Linked DNA regions of Homo sapiens: regions 1 and 3 are each linked to region 2. A link is a loop called in an ENCODE intact Hi-C map of the cell type or tissue named here. Cell type or tissue: PC-3. All regions are shown on one strand.

What was found. Hi-C counts contacts between places; a loop is a spot of excess contacts. Peaks named below come from ENCODE experiments on the same cell type or tissue, not always from the same donor. Only the 100,000 strongest peaks of a DNase experiment are listed, where the experiment ranks them.
Region 1: it touches region 2 in a loop (5-fold over the local background); 8 of 110 quality-filtered maps call a loop at or near these places.
Region 3: a loop joins it to region 2, with 3 times the contacts of the local background. A loop is called at or near these places in 8 of 110 quality-filtered maps.

The regions. Positions count from the first base shown.
Region 1 is chr15:51,279,279-51,284,278 of GRCh38, reverse strand. All of the region lies in intron 1 of CYP19A1 (cytochrome P450 family 19 subfamily A member 1), which reads left to right. All of the region lies in intron 2 of MIR4713HG (MIR4713 host gene), which reads right to left. Among named protein-coding and RNA genes, the nearest start is that of MIR7973-1, 32 kb to the left of the region's middle. RefSeq lists a promoter at 1,718-2,097. In PC-3, a CTCF peak has its summit at 2,718 (motif pointing left); no DNase peak of the experiment used is centred here; H3K27me3 peaks cover 732 bases.
Region 2 is chr15:51,365,166-51,370,165 of GRCh38, reverse strand. All of the region lies in intron 1 of GLDN (gliomedin), which reads right to left. Among named protein-coding and RNA genes, the nearest start is that of GLDN, 26 kb to the right of the region's middle. In PC-3, a CTCF peak has its summit at 3,006 (motif pointing right); DNase peaks (open chromatin) are centred at 1,235 and 3,075; H3K4me3 peaks cover 753 bases; H3K27ac peaks cover 4,226 bases.
Region 3 is chr15:51,309,932-51,314,931 of GRCh38, reverse strand. The region is part of intron 1 of CYP19A1 (cytochrome P450 family 19 subfamily A member 1); the gene reads left to right. It overlaps MIR7973-2 (microRNA 7973-2), which reads left to right and starts at 825; the gene lies at 825-900. It overlaps MIR7973-1 (microRNA 7973-1), which reads right to left and starts at 898; the gene lies at 823-898. In PC-3, no CTCF peak of the experiment used is centred here; no DNase peak of the experiment used is centred here; H3K27ac peaks cover 764 bases.

The sequences.
Region 1 (5,000 bases), 86 kb after region 2:
CCCTAAATAGTCACTATGCAAATAGGTCTTTTGTCAGACACTTGATTAACCCAATATACAGCCTTTCCTGCAGGATTAGTACTACCAAAGTCGCCTGTTCTTTCACTGTGCTGCTTCCTAGTTTTGTTTAGGGTAGCAGCAGCAACTGAGCAATTCTTTCTCCTGGGGAGGCAGACCACAGAGTTGAGGAACTAATAACTAATTGAATTTCTCTGGTATAATCAGAGTCAATTATTCCTGTATGCACAGCAACACCTTTCAAATTTAGACTAGACCTTCCAAGTAATAGACCAACTGTTCCTGAGGGTAAGCGTCCTCTAACTCCCGTAGGGACCTTTTTTGGCAGCTCCCCAGGAAACAGGGAGATGGTAATTGTGCTGCAAAGGTCTATGGCAACACTGCCTGCTGTGGCAGGGGACAATTGTTGTACGCTTGTGAGGGCACTGGCTGTGCCGGGTATGCCTCGGTTTGTTGAGGGGCCTGAGGTGGGCCACTCTTCCCATTTCCTGAAAGAGGTTGTCCATCTTTAGAACGACACTGATTTGCCCAGTGATTGCCTTTTTTACAATGGGGGCATACACCAGGGCTTTTCTGTTGATTGACGGTAGTAGTTCTTGCCTTTTGATTTCCTTTTCTACATTCCTTTTTTGTGTCCAAATTGCCGACAATTGGAACAAGAGCCTGAGAAATGGGGCATATTCTTTCCTACTCTTAATCCAGCCATAGCCTGAGCTGAAAGAGTAGCCTTATGTAAGTTACCTCCAATGCCATCGCAAGCCTTAACGTATTCAGAGTAATGGCTTGCTTGAATTCCTTCCCTCCTTGCTGGATTATAGTAATGGGAAATTGCCATACTTCAAGGTCTCCCTCGGCTCTAGCTTTTTGAATAGAATTTTGTATAGCACCACCAATTGCTCCAGGTTTTAATGTTGCAACTACAGGAGTGGTGTTTTTCAGCTAATTCATTTTCTCGCCCATTAATGGGAGAGAGAAGAGGTGGCCATTCACTTAATTCAGCAGGTGGAGCCAACGGGCTAGTAAAACATACTTCTTTCAGTTTCCCTTTCTTTAATTTCCTCCGGTTTCTGTTCCTCACATTCAGAATCTGAAATTAGTTCTTTACACTCGTCCTCCTCTTCCTCATCTGAATCTACCTCATCATCTGTTTGAAATGGCTCAAAAGCTGCCTTTATTATCACTCACATTGACCAAAAAAAACTGGAATTTTTGCTCCATCTTTATACGCCTTTTTAAAATCTCTGCCAATTATCTCCCATTCATCCAACTCCATAGTCCCTTGTTCCAGGAACCATGGGCAAAACTCCTTTACCGTACTAAAGAGTGATAACAAATTCTGAGTACTAACTTTCACCCCCACTCTTCATAATAAATGCCTTAAGAAACTTAAATAAGCAGAATATTTGCTTTCACTTTGTCCTGTTGTTACCCTGGTTCTTCCGAGCCCTCAGCTTTCCCACCAAGCTTCCTTTAGTCATCCTTGGGTGTCCTTTGACAATGCATCCCCTGCTTTCACATGCTCTAGTGTTCCTTCACCAGGGCCTTTGTCGCCCCACGTTGGGCAGCCAGGAATGTTGGGGTGATCAGATCCAACACCAGGCCTTGGGGCAACGAAGTCTGGCAGAGTCAAAGGAAAGAGAAAAGACAGTTTGAGAGAGAAAGTGGGTCCAGGTGGCCAACGCAAGTATGGAGGCTGTGAAGGCCCTGAGCTCTGGAAGCCCAGACTATTTATTGGTGGTCAAACAAAGAAACAGGTGGTGAGAATGTGTGGGTCAAAAGGGCAAGCACATGATCTACAGCTGTGATAGTTTAGCATTTCCTTTGAAGCATATGGAACATATTCTGCTACTTGAGATAATAGGGAGCATGTTCTTCCAGTTTAAGCTAGAAGCAAGGAGCCAGCAAGTCTAGACTCATTCCAGAGGCCACGAGGGGTTTTATGCACTGAGCCCTGGACATTATGTCAGACATGCAAGCCCTGCCTCAGCTTTTTTTCCCAACACTCAGCTTTTTCCCAACAAGAAGATGAAGTGTTGTATCTTAGGGGCTCCATCTACAAGGATGAAGTAAGACCGGAGAAAGGGGTGAAATCAGCAAGGGTAACTATCATCATGTGTCTGGAGGTCTGCTGCTCCTTTACTCCAGCCTCTCTGTCTCAGTTCTTCTCATTCCAGAGGTCCCTGTGGACTGTGACAAGGATTTTTCAGAATTCAGAGAGGGAACCAACAAGGGGCAAGCTTGGTTTATTTCTCTTTATTTGGTTTATTCTCATTATTATTTTTCTTGCCTTTTCTACCTCTAATTCCTTCTTAGCCCTTCCCTTTCTGCTTCCATTTCTATCCCAAAATATGAGCCACAAAGAGAAATTTGGGGAATTAGAAGGAAGAGACTTAAGGGAAAATGTATATGTCATTGGTGTATGTGTCAGTTTTCAGTCATAACTTGGGTTGGGGGAAGTCAGTGTACCCTTTACTCTTGCTGAGGAAATTTCTTCTGAGCCTTAGCCACATCCCACTTGCCCAGGGCATCATTCTTTTCTTTTTTTTTTCTGGCATATATCTCTACTTCAGATTCAAACTTGGCCATTACCTCTGGCCAGCCAAGCAGCTGTCCCCTGAGAGGGGGGCCAACTCTCCTGCCCCTCACTGCCTGCCTCCCAAGGCTGCCCTAGGGCTCAGCTGAAGAAGGCGGTTGTGCTTTGCTGCCCCCTGTTGCTCAAGTCCTGCTTTTCCATAGGAGCTGCCGGGCTGTATGTCTGGATGTGACTTCTCCAGGCAGGTCCTCCTCTCCTGCCCGCAGTGCTCTGGCTCCTCAGGGTAGGTTTCTGTCCAGGACATGGCCCCTGAAAGGGCTTGGAAAAAGCCCCCTTGCGTAGTACTGGCTGAGCTTCTACTTGCTGCCCCAGGAACCTCCAGAGAGTGACCCAAACATCTGGTATAGCCTCTAATCTTACCTAGTCAGTCATGTTTCTCTTCAGGCCTCTTCTAAGAACAGTTTCCTGGAGAAACAGAATAGAGTTGTGGTCACTACACTGGAGTCTTCCTGGGGTAGGAGTGGGTCCTTTCTAAAGTAGAAGGGGCTGTGTAGCAAGGGGGCTGTGTGAGCATTTCTAGAAATGTTGTCTGCTGAATTTTCCACTGGGAAAGAGCAAGTCCTGGCGGAGTTAGCAGCAGCTGGGCAGTAGGCAATAGATAGCATCAGGGTCTCTGGATGCTCAGTGGGGGTGGCATCAGGGAACACTGGTTTCCCCAGTAACGGGCGCCTGGGCCTGCAGTGGCAGTCAATTCCACAGAGGATGCCCCGGAGCTTGGCATCTCTCACTGTGCTGTCTTCCCATTCCTGAGACTGGAATATGGAGCTCATGTGGGCTGGGCAGCTTCCCAGCAGTGGTTGGTCAGGATGTGAGAGTGCTGTGGTCCAGGTACCTGTGGACAAGTGACCTGCCACACTGCAAGACCCAAAATGACACTGGACTACATTCGTTGACACAGTTACAGCTGTACCAAAATTTTTTTTCCAAGGTTCAAGTTGGAACATTTGTAAGCCAAGCCCTCATGGGTCCAAGCCTATTTTCTTCACCACACCACACTGAGTGAGGGCAGTGGCTCATTACAGACCACAGTATCTCCCCACCTCCACCCATGTAGATGAGAACCTGGAGCCTGCCAAGGACTAGTGTCCAGAATGGTGCCCAAGTCACCTCCTGATAGGTAGGAAGTGGCCAAAATGAGGTGTAGGACCTCATGTCCTAGAGGTCAAAGCTAAGAGTCCAAGGCAAATGGCCACAAGGCAGAAAGAGCCAAACCAGAGCCCCCCTAAAATGGGGAGACCAGGATGGATAGATAAGAAGAAGGGCAGGCTTTGGCTGGGCGTGGTGGCTCACACCTGTAATCCCAGCCCTTTGGGAGGCCAAGGGGGGTGGATCACGAGGTCAGGAGATCAAGACCATCCTGGCTAAGACTGTGAAACCCCGTCTCTACTAAAAAATACAAAAAAAATTAGCCGGGCATGGTGGCGGGCGCCTGTAGTCCCAGCTACTCTGGAGGCGGAGGCAGAGGTTGCAGTGAGCCGAGATCGTGCCACTGCACTCCAGCCTGGGCGACAGAGCGAGACTCCGTCTCAAAAAAAAAAAAAAAAAAAAAAGAAGGGCAGGCTTTTAGTTTTAGATCTAAGTCCAAAGTACAAATGTGAGCAGAGCGGGCTCTTATGGAGGGAGCCAGTCACATGGGGTCTAGGATGGAGTAACAGTTCAACCCCCTTAGACCCATCCCTTCTCTCTCTGTTTCTCCTTTGACTTCGAAGTTAACAAAAACATTTAATCGCATTCTAAATGCAAAAGCCCCATGCAAACACTTGGAATTGGGAAAAGAGGAGAATACAACAGTTTCTGCCCTCAAGGAACATAAAGTGAGTTCACAGCCTCTTTCTCTTTCAGCCTCCTCTTTTCTCTCTCATTCCTTCACCTAGCAGGTGCTAGGCAGCAACTGTATACCCAGACATTATTATTTCTCTTGCCTTTTCCACCTTTAATTCCCTATTAGCCCTTTCTGCTTCCATTTCTATCCCAAAATATAAGCCACAAAGAGAAATTTGGGGAATTAGAAGGAAGAGACTTTAAGGGAAATGTATATGTCATCGGTGCATGTGTCAGTTTTCACTCATAGCTTGGTTTGGGGGAAGTCAGTGTTTTTTTCCTCTTGCTGAGGAAATTTCTTCTGAGCCTTAGCCACATCCCACTTGCCCAGGTCTTCATTCTTTTCTTTTTTTCTGGCATATATCTCTACTTCAAATTCAAGTTGGTTGTGGGTCTTCCACCTACTTTGTAGATGGAGATGTGGGGGTTGATGCCAATCTGACAGTGACCAGCACTACAGAGTGGAATGGGAACCTTCTCATCTTCCTGCTGGGCTCCCATCCCAGCCCCCAGGCCTCACCTTGCCTCTCCTGCGCAGTGGGGTTCATTCCAGGATGCCCTCCCAATA
Region 2 (5,000 bases):
AGAGCTGAGACTATTTCCCCTTCATCTACTTTCTTTTTTATTCTTTTTTGGAGACAGTGGCTTGCTCTGTCACTGAGGCTGGAGTGCAGTGACATGAACATGGCTCACTACAGCTTTAACCTCCCAGGCTCAGGAGATCCTCCTGCCTCAGCCTCCCAAGTAGCTGGGACTACAGACATGCGGCACCATGCCCGGCTAATTTATTTACTTTTTGTAGTGATAGAATCTTTCTATGTTATCTAGGCTGGTCTTGAACTCCTTGGTTCAAGTAATCCTCCTGTGTCGGCCTCCCAAAATGCTGGGATTATAGACGTGAGCTACTGCTACTTTTTTGTACTGCTCAGGCTTTGCAAAAGGAATTGTCTGAATTCAACTTGAAACACAGATTTTTGCTTTAGTGTACTTTTCATATAAACAGGATATTAAATTTTTACTAATAGATGTGTAATTTAAAATGTGCCAATTTCTGTGTGTAGGTAAAAGGCTTAAATCAAAAGCATGTCTTTCTCATCAGAATGAATAGAGCTAAATGTGGTAAGCTGCTACTGCTCATTGGAACTCGAAACCTCACAGTGTTTGGCTGGCTGCTCTCTTGAACTCCCTTTCTCTCACCTTTTACTCTCAGAATGAATTCACACAAAAGTAAGAGAGCAAACCTGCTCATTATCATCAGCTACTCTGGTTTGTGTGTTACTAAAACAATGAGGCCTGTCATGGTTTCTCTGAAGTTCTCCAAGCACAGGTTACAGTTTGCTGGCTGGAACACTGTTTAAATGCTAAGTCATCTTCCAGGTCTGATCTATTTTGTAACTTAAATTCCATATCTCTTAGAAAACTGAATACTTTGTATGACTCTCCTTAATTATGCAAACTGCTGTTATTATATGCATGCAAATGATCCTGTTAGAAAAAGCTCCAGGAGATGATAATTCACCTTACCATTGGCTGAGATTGCTTGGACTGGGGAGATGGGGCTATGAATGTGGTGGTCCACCTGCTTGTCACTGGAGGGTTAGATCGCAGATGTTAGAAGAATCCTTCATGGGATCTGAAGCTGAGGTCAGACACCCTGGACTCATTTCTGGGAAAGGCAGGAATTCACACAGGGGCCAAGACTTGGTGAGGGCACTCTGCAAACACCAACGGGAATGTGGGTCTTGCCTTTGTTAAATGTAAATAAATAAAACTGGAGGCCACAGTTTAGTACCCAAGGCCAATTACTCATAGCCACATAACCAAAACTTAGCTCTTACTGATTCCCTGCCCCCCAAAACATAAACCTTCAACATAAACAGAACACTCAGTAAGCTTTTCATCTTATCAGCATGATTCAATGAAATTAAACCAACGGATATAGGCAAATCAGCTTACATAGTCATATGCCTTAAGAAAGAATATATGACATCCAATCCTGAAACAGGCCAAAACGCTTCCTCCTTTATGCTCTTGAAACTGAGCTGTAACTGCTGTAAATTTGAGACTTTCTGCCACTTTCCAGTTTGAGGTCTCTTAGTTCATGAACATTTCTTTGTATGCACAATAAACTCTTAAAATCCTAACTTGACCTAATTTTTATATCTTGTATGCAGCTGCTTGGAAACACGACAGTGAAATTCTGGGGTGTGACTCCTAGGCCCCAGCTCGTGTTGGGCCGCAGGCATTTAACAGCTCAAGTGAGCCTGTCCAGCCATCTTCTGCCATCCCACATCAGCGGCCTGGGGGGCAAGTGTTCTATCAGTTCATCCTGCCAGGGATCTGCAGAGTCCAGCAGAATCTTTCTCAGCCTTCCAAAAAGCCCAGTCCCTACTGACTGCCCGTTTCTGTGCCCAGCAGCGTGGCCAGTCACTGGCTCACTTTTTCGCTGTTACGCTGACTTCTCAACTAGACTCTGAATAGTAGAGGCTATTTTGTCCTTTTTCTGTTTGCCACATTCACTTATCCATTCCCTTTCTCAGCACCAGAATGGCATCAAGCACATAGTAGGTACTCAAAAAAGACTTCAGCATTGATTACTTGCTCAAATGGGAAGGGAATGTGCTCCCCAAGCAATGATATTATTCCTTTCAGACAGGCAGTCACTTTGTTTACAGAAACTGAAAATCTCTCATGGGGATACCTGCTTCTCTTTGTGCCTGCTTGTTTAGGATAATTTTATTTTTGCAGCTACTCCAATAATCCCTAGAAAACAGGACCTTGGAGATGCTAGGATTATCTAGTTAGGGTTCCTGAGACATGGCTATCCCCTTCCTGTCTCTATCAACATCACAGCAAAACCAGAGACCATTGATGTGGCCTGGTCTGTAGGGCAATAATACACAAGCCTTTCACACTATCTTGAGTCAGGGCACTTGCGTGGCTGCACCCAGGGCTGCTCTGGGCTGGGTCAGCCAGGCTGACACTGGGGTGCTGATATGTAAAGGAGGCTAAGACATCACTGAAAATGCAATGCAATGGGGAAACCATAGTATTCACTAGATCTTCCTGCTTTGCTAAGTGGATTAGGATGGGGATGGACGCCAGCCTGCCTTTCAAGGGGTAGGGCTTATTCTCGAGTCATTTGTTTTGCTGAATCGAGTCTGCAAAGCTGCACTGAATTGGTGGAGACTGGGTGGAACCTCTAGCAGTGCTCCTTCCCGCTCCGCCTCCATCATTGCCCTGATTCTCTAATAAAATCTTAAACAAATAATTACCAAGTGTTGGTTTGAAGTCCACCCACAAGCCCTGGCCAGCCCTCTTGCACGCAAGGGCTACGGCAGTCACAGGAGCTGGGGCTCTGCTCAGGATTCCTCAGCAATCTCATTTGGAAGGGGCAGTTCCAGCAAACGCCTGCACGCCAATGTCTCTGGCAAAATGACTTTCAGTTGAAATCAGGGCTTTGGAGAAAAACTCCATGTGACAATGATTAGCATTGGGAACATCTGAAAATGCATGCCTGAAGTCCCCGAAGGAGGATTTCCCCCACCAGGTGTTCTTCTTCAGGATCCAACCCCAGGTCAAGGGGAAGGCTGGATAAGCCAGCAGAGGCCGCAGATGGCCTAGGAGGTTCTTCTTACTAACCACAGCAAGATCCTGGACAGGTTCCCAGCCTCTCTGATGAAATAGGAAATGCAATAGGAAAGGTGACAGTATTTACCCAAGGAGTGGCTATGAGGATTAAATTAAGAAGTCCTTATAAAAACACTCTTTGCATGTTTGTACTGTTATCGAAACACATTTGGTCATGATTTAAATGTCAATCAATTAATTCTGCTTTCTGAAAAATCCTCAATTCATACTTTTTTTTTTTCAGACAGGGTCTTACTCTGTTGTCCAGGCTGGAGTGCAGTGGCAGCCCCGACCTCCCAGGCTAAAGCAATTCTCCTGAGTGGCTGGGACCACAGTCACGTGCCACCATGCCTGGCTAGTTTTTAAATTTAATGTAGAGATGGGGGTCTGCCTATGATGCCCAGACTGATCTCAAACACCTGGGCTCAAATAATCCTGCGTCAGCCTCCCACAGTCCTGGGATTACAGGTGTGAGCCACCTCGCTTATTTGAATTCATGCTATTTTAATAAAGATATTCATGAAAGTCTAATCACCAGCTCAGTTTGACAACTGAATTCAAAATGTAATCTGAATAAATCTTACTAAGACTTATAGAAACAACCAGGTGTAAACGGATAAGTGCCTTAATGCACTAATTGTAAGTTGTCATTGGTCATTATAACCACCTTCCTAAACCTTTCCCTTTTCCCACCTGGAGCCCTACAGGCTCTATCAAGCCCCAGGTTTTCAGCCTTGCCCAGTCTTCAGTTCAAGCAACCGCCACTCAGTAATGACAAGTCCTTGTGCTTTTCCCTCAGTTGCCTGGTTAGATGGTAGCTGCCAGCAGCAAGGCCTCCTTCTTGCATGAACTGGCTGACCCAGTTCCAGAACCAGAAATCCTGAGCCACTCCCAAAGGTGGCCTCCGACCGTGTTCTCCCAATATGGCTGTGTTTGGATTGTTCTTCTCCCCGGTCAGAAACAGACACACACACAGTGACAACTTGACGTTCTATCTCCTTAACTACTGCAGCTGACCCTGAGACAGTTCTTCCCCAGTCATAAAAAAAGAAGCATCTGTAAATCCATTTACTAATCTCACATCCTTGCCCTTACTTTATTTTTAAGAAGTTGTTTGGTAGCGAATTGCCTATTTGTGAGTCCTGCAACTTATTCTGGACAATTGTTTCTTAAAGGGGACAGGCTCTTTTTATCTCTGTTTTAAACACATACAAATGTAACAGGATAGCTTTCAACTGAAATTGTACGTATTTATGAGAAAATGCAGGTGAATATTTACCTGATCTTGAGATCTTGAGGTAGGAAAGAACATTCTATACATAAAAGCAGAAGAAGAACCCAAGAATGAAAGATTTTACGGATTTGACTGCATGAAAATGAAAAACGTCCAATCCGTTCCCAAAATGCCCATAAACAAAATGTAGACAACACCTGAGGCCAAAGGTGTAGTGTAAATATCGTGGACTTGGGAGTCAGACATACTCTGAATTCTAGCTCGTCCACTCACTGGCTGTGTGACCTTGCACAGGATGTTCAACCTCTCCAAACCTCGATGACCTGTCTGTAAAATGGGAATAATGATAATGATGATAATAATAATAATGACTGCCTCACAGAGTTATTATCAGGATAAGATAAAGACCTTTTTGAAACACATACCTAATGCTGTTACCATAACACCTGGCATGTTGTACATTCTCAATAAACATTATAATTGTTATTACAGGAAAAATATGGAAACGTGTATTATACACAAAAAATTAATAACTTTCCTATATAAAGAGCACTTGCAAATTAGTAAAGAAAAGATTAAAAGCTCCAATTAAAAATAAAGAAAATTAATGAAAAAATCTCATACAATGAAAAAAATTTAAATAACAAATGAACATATTTTTTAAAAATTACTGTCACCATAATCAAACACCTGCAGCCCCTTCTTGGTGTCAGTGGTCCAA
Region 3 (5,000 bases), 55 kb after region 2:
GAATTTGAGACATCTTTAAGAGGTACAACCAACAGGTTTGGAGACTGGGTCGGAAGTAGGAAATGAGGAAAATGGAGGAAACCAACACTTATGAAGAAACAAAGACAGAGGCTGACAAACAAAAGCAATAGCCATTCTCCAGGAAGAAAATGGTGGCATGACCATGTGTTTTGAGCAAGGAAAAATTGCAATGGGCTAGAGAGATTTTGAAGGACTTTCTAGAAGAGTTAGAATTGGAGCTGGGTCTCCGACATGGGTAGGATTTTGGTGGGTAGAGAGGACATTCCAGGCTAAACAATGATGCAAGTTAGAGTTCTAAGGCAGAACAGTGTGTGATTTGTTTAGCATGATTTGGTCATGGTTTTCTTGGGAGAGTCCCAAAGAACTGATTCTCCAGGGGGTGTTACTAAAACTCTTATTGAAAGGAGGGACTACAGAGATGAATCTCATCACTCTCCCAGAATGGCACAGAGCTTTTCATGGACCCCCGGGCCACCTATGTAGGAACCTCAGGGGGTCTGTGGACCACTAAAAGCCCAACATGCCTGAGACTCCACAGATACTGGCTTCCACCATGATAAAGGCAAAAAGTCCCTCTTTCCCAAAATCAATACTTTTATTCTCATAGGCCTCCTGCTGTGGTCTAGTCCCCATGTTGAAAGCTGCTGTCCCAGGGTGTTGCTTCACTACTTCTAGGCTCCTGCAGAGTCCTGCCTCATAGGCCGCACTGGTGAGTGAGGCCAGCAAACCCATCAGGGAGACTACATGAATCCAAGGCCGTGGAAGACTTAGGTTTGGATATTCCCTCTGCTCCCTCCTGGCTGTGTGACCCTAGAATAATTACTCACCCTCTCAAAACCGAGACTCAGAGACGTTGGGTAATTATTCTAGGGTCACACAGCGAGGAAGGAGGAGAGGGAGTATCCAAACCTAAGTCTGTCTGACAGCAAAGCCTGTTCTCTCCATCTCTCCAGGTTCCTAAGCCAGGTGAGCGTTGAACCTTTCTTGAATCAAGGTTCCAATTCCAAGGTAGGAAAGCACAGTCAGTCAGGGAAATATTTACACTGAGACCACGCACCCCAGCCCTTTCCCAACCTGCTCTTGTGTGATCCTTTTGAGGTTTTTTGTTTGTTTTGAGATAGAGTCTCACTCTGTCGCCCAGGCTGGACTGCAGTGGTATGATCTCAGCTCACTGCAACCTCCGCCTCCCAGGTTCAAGTGATTCTCCTGCCTCAGCCTCCTGAGTAGCTGGGATTATAGATGCCCGCCACCATGCCCAGCTAATTTTTGTATTTTTAGTAGAGATGGGATTTCACCATGTTGGCCAGGCTGGTCTTGAACTCCTGACCTCAAGTGATCCCCCCACCTCAGCCTCCCAAAGTGCTGGGATTACAGGCATGAGCCACTGTGCCTGGCCTTAAGTTTTTTATAGATGGGAAAACCGAGGTCCAAACGTGAGCAAGGGCTCTGCATGCTACCTCTCTATTTTCTCAGCCCCTTCTGCAGGCTCCATGCCATAAGAACATGGCTCCTAAGGTTCAGGCCTATGGCCCCAGTTTAGGTGGTGCCTCTGCTCTGCTCCCCACCACCCCAGCCTCCTATTTGAAGGCCAAGACTACTCAGCTTTGATTCAGGTTGAATGAGTCATCAAGGGTAAAACAAAGAAGAGAATAAAACAAAGAAGAGAAGGCCTATTCCCTTGCAGATGAAATCAATCCACTCACCTTTTGACATCTTTTTGTTCTAGAATGATGACAGTATGCAATGACTCAGAATCATCACACTCACAGAGACTACTTTGTATTTTTTCTTGCAAATGAAGAGACAATATGCCCAAAAAATGAGCTGAAAATGGCTCATGAAGGGAGGGAAGATGACCTCCAGCACACCAGGGCAGAGTGGGGGCCACATGAAGGTGCAAGAGTGGGAGGGAACCACAACGCCTTGGCAGAGAGGAGAGCAAGTGGGGGCCAAGCCACAAAGCTCTTCAAGGCCAGTCAACAGTGAAACCTGAAGGAGTCCCATCCATCCCCAAGTCTGCTTGAGTTAAAGCCCTGCACCCTCACAAGCAGCTGGAGGGAGGGGAGGAAAGATATTTTCAAAAGAGCCATCATATATGGGGTGTGGGAAAGAAAAACTTGCTGCGTCTAACACCAGAGAGCCTCTCCAAGCCAAGCCATCTGCCTCAGGGCAAAGGAGGGAATGGAAGCGGGAGAGAAGGGTTTGGAGCCAGCTCTCAGCAACATGTTTCTATCTGGAGAAATGAGCTGAGAAGATCTGAATCTTCTCCAGCCTGTTCTGCAAATGTGGGATAATCGGCCCCTGGCCCAAAGGCTGGTGCTCACAGCGTGGCTCCGGCATTACCCAGGACTTTGGTTCTTGGTGATGGGAAAGAGGACAAATTTGGAAGCCAGAGAAGCTAGGGCTGGATGGTCTGGAGGAAAACCTCCACTTCTCTCAGACTGTTTTTTCTGAGGAAACAGATGATTGCAACCTCAGAGGTTGGGAGGATGAAATGATGTAATGCATCTGGAGCTGCTCTGTAAACTGTAAAATGCTATGCAAACGGTGCTTGTTAATGTGTTTACATATATGGGTGAGTTAACATAGTCTGACAGACTGGACGCCAAACTCAGAGTCCAAGGCAATGGGGCATTATATTCTGTGCCTTAGCATCTGGAAAACATGATGAAATTGGAAATGCATTTATTGAAAATGAAAAGTTTTCTACAGAGCTTCCTGTCCTTTCCAATGAATTCCAGGCTTCCCATGGTGCTTGCAGGGCTCTGCCGGAAGCTGCTGGGAAAGCTGACTTCCATTCTGGTTGCTATGAACTCCATTTTTGGTTCTGTTCTGTGACCATCTTCATTTCAGTCACTTGCACCATTATAAGGATTGAAAAGACTCTTGGCAGAAAAGCAGTTTTTTGTTTCATAGCATTAGGGTTTGATATATAATATTATTTTTGAACAGAAAAATTTCACATAAGAGTTCATAAAGGGTGGTATTTTAGAGCTGAAGGGGCTTAGAAGACTGTCTAGTTCAACCCTGAGATTTTTTTCAGGTGAGGAACTGAGGCCCAGGCAGAAAGACTGGTTTTCTCCAGCCCTCACACATGTCAGTGAGCCAGGGTTAAAATCCCCAGAGGTCTGACTCCTATTCATGTGCTACTTCCCTTACCCCAGGGTCAAAAGCTCAGATGCTTTCAGAGTCCAGATAAGTGAGGAGGAGGGCATTGGCGGGTAGGAAGGTAGGGAGTTGTGGGACATTCAGTTTTGTTTACATTTATCCTGTTAGAGGTTTAACGAGCTACTTGAATCTTAAATTTATGTCAGTCATCAAATCTGGGAAGTTTTCAGCCATTGTTTTTTCAAATATTTTGTTCTATAACAATCTCTTTCTCCTTGCCTTTAAGGATTCCAATGACATGAACATTAGACCATTTGGTATTGTCCCACAGATCCTCGAGGCTTTATTCATTATTTTTCAAACACTTTTCTATCTTTCACATTGGATAATTTCTGATGATCTACCTTCTAGTCTACTGACATTACCTCTGTCATTTGCATTCTGCTATTGGGCCCATCCAGTGAATTTATTTCAGATATTGTGTTTCTCAGTTCTAATATATTGCCATTTGGTTCTTCTTTTATATAATTTCTATTGCTTGACTGAGAATTTCTATTTTTCCATTCATTGTAAGAGCATTCACCTTTATGTCACGCAGGATGATTATAATAGATGCTTCGGAGTTTTTTTTTTCCAGTTCCAACATTGTCTTATCTTTTCCCTTGAGAACTGGTCATGTTTTCCTGGTCCTTATCACTTTGGGTAGTTTTAAATTGTTTCCTGGACATTTCATATAGTATACTATGAGACTCTGGGTCCTGTTAAAATCATAAAGCATGTTGAGTTTTGTTTTGTTTTAGCAGGTAATCAACCCCGTTAAGTTCAACAGCAAGCTCTGTCTCATCTTGTGTAGGCAGTGGTCTCAACGTCAGCTCAGTTTTCAAAGCCTTTGTTAATGCTGTTTGTGTTCCACACATGCACATCTTGGAGGTGAGGTCAGGACTTGTGCTGGCTCCTACATGGAATCCCTTTCTCCCCCTCTTTCCTCTGCAAGAGTTCCGTCTTGCCGGAAAAGGACCAGCTCCTTTTCCTGGTCCTCTGGCTAGAAGGATGGATTTCTCTCAGAGCTGGAGCCGCTGATGATGTCACAAAGTTTCATGCCACTTGGCCAGACCTTAGAGCAAAGTGCAAGGGGAAAAAAGTGAGGACTCCCCTGATACTTTTGACATAACAGGGACCCCTTTTCTGAATTTCTGTACCCAAAGGGACAGGTTTTCTCTTGAGATTTTAGTGCTCAAGCTGCTGCCAAGGTGATGGCGATACAGTTTGGGGGCTGCATCTGACTGTGTGTCCAAGCTGAGAGAGAAAAAAAGACAAAGATTTTCCCCACACTTTTTGTCTTGCAGAGGCCCCTTTTCCAGATTATCTATCCAGAAAGATGGGCCATTTCTTGGGGTTGTTGCTGTCTATGACTGCTGGGAGGTCTCATGATTCAGCTCACCCTTGGGCCAAAGCCAGGAGAAAACAAATTCCAGGAAATTCACCATCACCATATTGGTCATTCAGCAAATTTTGACTTCTTTTCGCAATCTAGCTGCTTTTAGAGGACTTTTCAGAGACCTCAGTTAATTGTTTTTTTTGTATTTTGTTAAGAGTGTTTGGTTGTAATCAGTGAGGGAGATAGTGTGCAATGCATGCCTTCCATTTGGTTGGAACTAGAAGTTGAGCAACACAGTTGGAATTCATCTTTTTTGGTTAGTGCTTCCCCAGGACTTTCACGGACAGAATCCCAAAATAGAACCTGTATTTGGGAATCCTATATTCCCTGGCCTGGTGGTGGCAGGTCCCAGGAGTCTATGGCTCCAAGTTTTCTACCTTATTTGGGTAGACACTTAAAACAATGCTCATTCAACAAAGACGTAGTGGGTGCC